Regions from separate parts of the Homo sapiens genome. Here region 2 is linked to region 1. The links are chromatin loops, found by intact Hi-C in ENCODE. Cell type or tissue: HepG2. All regions are shown on one strand. Each heading gives the region's core, and the rest is flanking DNA. Links, peaks and the distances in the headings are about the cores only. Region 1 overlaps RAP1B (RAP1B, member of RAS oncogene family). Region 2 overlaps LOC105369819 (a long non-coding RNA gene).

Region 1 (3,034 bases), core at 333-2,832:
GAGGTAGATTGAGAACAGAACTAAACTTTATATATGTTTCCTTAACTATTGGGAGGAAAATGGATGAGTCTGTGTTGGGATACCTGTTGAAACAAGACTACTAAACAGATTAATCAACTAATTCCATAGGCTTGACATTAGTTTATCTTTGAAAAGTAAAAGTAAAGTGCTTATTGCTAAATAGGTCTGTATTCTAAATGCTGCCATTTTTTAAAAAAAGTATTCCATGTTACACACATTTTAAACTTGCTTCTTAAAACATCCCTGTTGGTGGCCTGTAGGTTACTGACCTTAGGAATTACAGGCTTTATCCAAAATTAGGCATATCTACCTGATTTTTGTATCTGAGAATCAATAAATGCATTCAGTATTCTCTACCGTGTTTCAGGCGCTGTTTACAATATCGGAGGTACAGCAGGGATTTTCTGCCCACGTGGGGAAAACACACAGCAAATGAACAAAGCTCTATTGGTAACAGTCTGTTAAACTTTCTAAGAGCTTTCCAACTTTCTAAGAGAAAATTGTAATGATTTTAGAAAAGTGAGCTGTCATTTTTCATATATATAAATTTTTTTATTCATAGGTAATCTAATTTTTCTCATTTCTCCAAAAGGGTACGAAGACAGTTTTTACTATGTTGTTTTACTATGAACCTAGTTTAACCTGACTTTCCTTACAGACCCACATAAATGAGACAATCCAAATTTAGTATTTGGGTCAAAATGCAGGGTTTTTTCCTGAAAACAAAACAGCACACACATATATTACAGGATTTTTATGTAATAATATATTCACTTCAGTCAGGTTTCAGTTTTTAAATAGGCAGAGATCAAAAGCCTCTAATGTTTTTGTCATCCGCCATTATTACCCATTCAAATTTCTATTTATGTCTGGTAGTTATGTCCCCTGTGAGCACTAATTTCAGAACAGGAAATTCTATTAACTGTCAAACTCTTTAATGTGCAGTGCAGTAGGTTTGGAGCAGAGGGGAGTAGGAAGGAGTAAATGATATAATCCAGTCTGGCCTGGCATGGTGGCTCACACTTGTAATCCCAATGCTTTGGGAGGCCGAGATGGGTGGATCACTGGAAGCCAGGAGTTTGAGACAAGCCTGGCCAACATGGTGAAACCCCGTCTCTACTAAAAATAACAAAAATTAGACGGGCACGGTGGTGTGTGCCTGTAATCCCAGCTACTCAGGAGGCTGAGGCAGGAGAATCACTTGAACCTGGGAGGCCGAGGTTGCAGTGAGCTGAGATCACACCACTGCACTTCAGCATGGGCAACAGAGTGAGACTGCAAAAAAAAGAAAAAGAAAAAAAAATCCAGTCTCTGCTGGCAAGGTGTTTAACAAGTCAATGATGGGAAAGACCAGTCAAATAAACTATCAGATCTAATAACTTTTCTAACCATAGGTGATTCTTCTTCCATTATCCATACTAAAGCAAGTGACTCATAATAAAAATTGTTATTTTGTAAAATATATGGACTGTTTGCTTTATATTCCCAACTATTACATCTGGTTGACTATTAACAGGTCAATGTCAGATTTCCTGAGCAAATCAACCAATAATGAAAAACTATGTGGCTGGCAGAAAAAAATAAGTGCGTGTGGTGGTGCTTGCCTGTAATCCCAGCTGCTTGGGAGGCTGAGGTAGGAGGAACTCTTGAGCTCCGGTGGTTTGAGGCCAGCATGGATAACATAGGGAGACCCTGTCACTTGACAAAAGTATCTTTCCCTACTGGAAATGGAATAGAATCGGATGGGTATGGTACAGCAGGTAGTTATGGGGAGACCTCTACTGTTCTAAATGAGACTAATAGTAAATGTTACATAACTAAAGCAACAGATTTGCCAGCTGTGTGAAAGATAACCCAGAGAGGGGTAATGGTAGAGCCAGAATTAACACAGCCAGCTTGTCAGCTACCTTTGAACATGTATTTTCTGTGCAGTCAGATTTGAAGGGTTGGACCTTGGAGTTACTGACATTGGAGGCAACTGAAACCATGAGTGTGAATGAAATTATTTTCGTAAGAATTACTTGGGGTTAAAAATAGTAATAAAAAGGAAAGCCTGGCCTAAACAGTCTTGGGATGGGGAGAAGGGTTGGAGTACAAAGGATTGCTATTACAAAGACATGGGCAGAGAACAAGGCAAATAGCTGAGCAGCAATTGAGAATACAGCATCTTTTATGGCAAAGAGCAAAATACTATTGTTCCTCTTCTAGTATGCTATAGACCAGCAGTAATTTTGTGCTCTAAAATGCTTATTTTTATCTCTCTGTATATACTTGGTGGTGAATTTGCTACAAATGTAAGGAGATGATGGGATAGTTTTTGGAAATACCATCCTCTAATTAGTACCAGGTCTATGTATATCTGCAGCAACTATAAAGTCTGTTTCAGAGTCAGTATTGGCAAACTTATATTTAAATTCAGCTGTAACAAGACATCTTTTTTTTTTTTTTTGAGAGAGTCTGGCTCTGTCACCCAGGCTGGTGTGCAGTGGCGCGATCTCGGCTCACTGCAACCTCCGCCTCCCAGGTTCAAGCAGTTCTCTGCCTCAGCCTCCCGAGCAGCTGGGATTACAGGCATCTGCCACCAAGCCCTGCTAATTTTTCTATTTTTAGTAGAGACGGGGTTTCGCCATCTTGGCCAGGCTGGTCTTGAACTCCTGACCTCGTGATCCATCTGCTTCAGCCTCCCAAAGTGCTGGGATTACTGGCATGAGCCACTGCGCCCGGCAAGTTGTCTTTCAAATATATGCCTTTGCAGTATTTCTCTACTTCCCCAGTAATGTAAACTTTATTTTCTCTCAATTTTCGTAAGTGGTATTTTGGTGCTTTACCCAAAATATTAGGGAGAAAATTCTTCTTTTTAATTGGATTCTCGTATGTTGATCTATTTCTATTGTTTTCTAAAAAAAAGTTAGTGTCCTAGTTTAAAAGTATATATTAGTTTCCTAGGGCTGCTGTAACAAATTATCACAAATTTGGTGGCTTAAAGCAACAGAAATGTACTCTTTCACAGTTC
Region 2 (2,767 bases), core at 1-2,500, 330 kb before region 1:
CAGCCGCATTACAGTTTATTGTCACATCAAAAGGGAAAGGCCAAAAAAATATATAACTTAGGCAAGATTTTTGAAACTTTATTGAAACTCGAAAGACAAACTGCTGTCTCTTCCTCCAGTGATGTTCTTCCTCCTTCAATCTCTACCTTCCCCAAAATGATGTACATACAGCCCTTAGATGAGAAAACGTTTATTGAAGATGGTTGTCTCAACTTCCAAACCTTCAGCCTTGTCTCTCCGCTCAACCTTTTTTTAAAAATAAAACTTCATCTGATTTTAATCGACTATTGCCATCATCGTCGATAAATGTTTCTTGACAGAATACTGCTGATTCTGAGAATTGGGAAAGAAAGAAATTGTCCAGATAGTTCTCTGATATACTTGGGAAGGACATACATCTTTATTTATTTATTTATTCATTATTTATTCAATAATGGTGTAATGTGACATGTGCTAAATTTCTAAATGAAAGGTGTCAATAATAAGGGCTACAGGATCTGGGAGCAGGGAGTCATTTCGGACGGCAGAAGATGCGTCAGGAGGAAATATTCAGACTGAAAGGACTGCAATAAGTAAAAAGTGGGACGATGAAAGGGCAGATGTCTGAATGGAATGCTGCCAGGCTTCTTCCAGGAACAACAAATGAGTGCCTTTTACATTTGTCATGTGTTGACTGAATAAAAGTATACCACTCTTAAACTTTCAAATATCAACACCAATCCTTGATGCTTCCCTTTAAGCATTTTCCGCAAAAGCTGTCTTCCTGAATCCTGATTGATGTCTTTGTTCTTCATCATCATCGAGATACTTAAAAATCATTTGAAGAAGCCACCTGATATCTGGAACAAAGAGCATATTAAATTAGTCCCAATGCAGCCATGCATCCAGGGGGCCCTTGATTAATGTTAATTGGTGATGACAGCATCTCTGTCGTGTAAATTAAGAATGGCACAAACAAGACACAGTGGAACATAGAACAAAAGTCATCTGCAGGAAGGCAGCCCATCTTACAGAGTAAGAAAGGCACAACTTTGGTTGTGCACACAGCTTTGTTACCACAAAATGCTAAGGTGAGATCAGCAAAAGCAAGTGTGTAGAATGTAGCCTGCCTGCTAAACAAGCGCAATGATCACTGCAGAAGAGCTCTGCTGAGCAGGGAGTAAATGACAGGAAAACCAAACAGCAGATTGTAAAAATAACTCAGTCACATCCCAGGCTTGCTAGAGAAGTATCATAAAGACTTAAGGAAGAAGATTTTACTTTGCTATTGTTAAACAAAAGCCTACCCAAGTTTAAGAGGCAAAGATATAGGAATGGGAAAAAAAAAAGTGACTACCTTAGTAAATGAGTTTTGTAGCCTGTGTTTTACCAGCTCTTATCTTCTCTGCTACTGCAGGAAACAGTACCCAGTACCCTACAAAGCTCCACCCATGTTTTGGGGAGTCCCTAGGAGGTATTTCACATGTGCTCGCAGCAACCACATAGCGTATGCCGGGCAGCACTGCCCCTTGTTCCAATAGCCATGCATCTGTAGGTGTCACTCTTGCTGCTGGCTATCACAGCCACTTTAGCTTGGTACTGAGTCTTCACTGGGCACAGCAACTGGGTACAGCCACTCCTCAAACTGCCTGGCATTGGTGGTAATCTATGGCAAAGCACCTCTCCTTTTTGCGTTACCCTCTTTGAAGTGAGTAACACTATGTCTTAGAGAGCCTTCTTTTCATTTGTGTTTTAGCCTTTCTCATCGCCAAAGGGCTCAAAATGAAGTCCGTGGAGTCTAAGCCAAAAAGTAATTCCTCAAGTGACAGATCTCATGCTATGCTTCTCTCTTCCACTAGCTAAGGCCCTCTTACTGGGACAGTGGTATCACACCTGGCTCACTCTTCCCTTTGTTGATTTCTCTATTTCTCATAGGAATAGATTTCTGTCTATTGCTCGTGAGAGACTGAATTTGCACAACCTATATGAAGGGCATTTTGGCAATTTGATCCAGGAGTTCCTCTTCTATAAATTTATCTTACAGATAGACTCACACATATGTGAAAAAAAATATTCATTTAAAGTTGTTTAATGTACTGTTTCTAGTTACAAAAGGTTGAAAACTACCTAAATGTCCATTTAGAGAGAACTAGTCAAATACATTACGGTTCATCCAAATTCAAAGAGTAGCGCAGGTTGTTCTGCTCCTTTGGGCCTTCTGATCCTGCATGGATATGTTAGGTCCAGCTAGGAAAACAGACCCTACACAAGGCATTTCAACAAAGAGAACTTAATATAAGCTATTGGTTCATTAGCTATTGAAGAACTTAAAGCCAAAAGGATAAAGAAGAGGAACTCCAGGAAGCAGCTCATACTGTAAGGCTGAGAGAACAAAAGGAAAATGTTGAGGTTACTAGAATGCGGAGGTTTGTAGGAGAGGCCTCCTGGAGTTGGTCAGACCGCTGAGAAAGGGCCACTGCCCCACTGGTGGGGTGCCTCTGAGGGGACAAAATGAGACTCTCTGGGAACGTCTGGAAAAGAGACAAGCTGGAGACTGCAATGAACTGCCACTGTGGGGTAGAAGATCACTGTTCAGGTGCTGCGGGGAGGAACAGCAAACAAAACAGAGCATCCCAGTCTTTCCCTAGCTTCCTTTCTTGGCAAACATAACAGGGAGCTGGCCATGTGATTTGCACAGTCTGAAGGGTGAGACTGGAACTGACATGCAACAGCTTATTAACTTGCACACTTCCATACAACCCCTAACAAGCAAGAAGCACCTCTTTAT

Evidence for each region. Peaks named below come from ENCODE experiments on the same cell type or tissue, not always from the same donor. Only the 100,000 strongest peaks of a DNase experiment are listed, where the experiment ranks them.
Region 2: a loop joins it to region 1, with 3 times the contacts of the local background. A loop is called at or near these places in 2 of 110 quality-filtered maps.

The regions. Positions count from the first base shown.
Region 1 is chr12:68,663,404-68,666,437 of GRCh38, forward strand. RAP1B (RAP1B, member of RAS oncogene family) reads left to right here. Exons shown (of 8, transcript NM_001010942.3): 8 at 1-3,034. Among named protein-coding and RNA genes, the nearest start is that of NUP107, 22 kb to the right of the region's middle. In HepG2, for the core only: a CTCF peak has its summit at 1,782; no DNase peak of the experiment used is centred there.
Region 2 is chr12:68,332,826-68,335,592 of GRCh38, forward strand. It overlaps LOC105369819 (a long non-coding RNA gene), which reads left to right. Exons shown (of 3, transcript XR_945057.3): 1 at 1-2,767. Among named protein-coding and RNA genes, the nearest start is that of MDM1, 1.8 kb to the left of the region's middle. In HepG2, for the core only: a CTCF peak has its summit at 1,531; no DNase peak of the experiment used is centred there; H3K4me3 peaks cover 267 bases.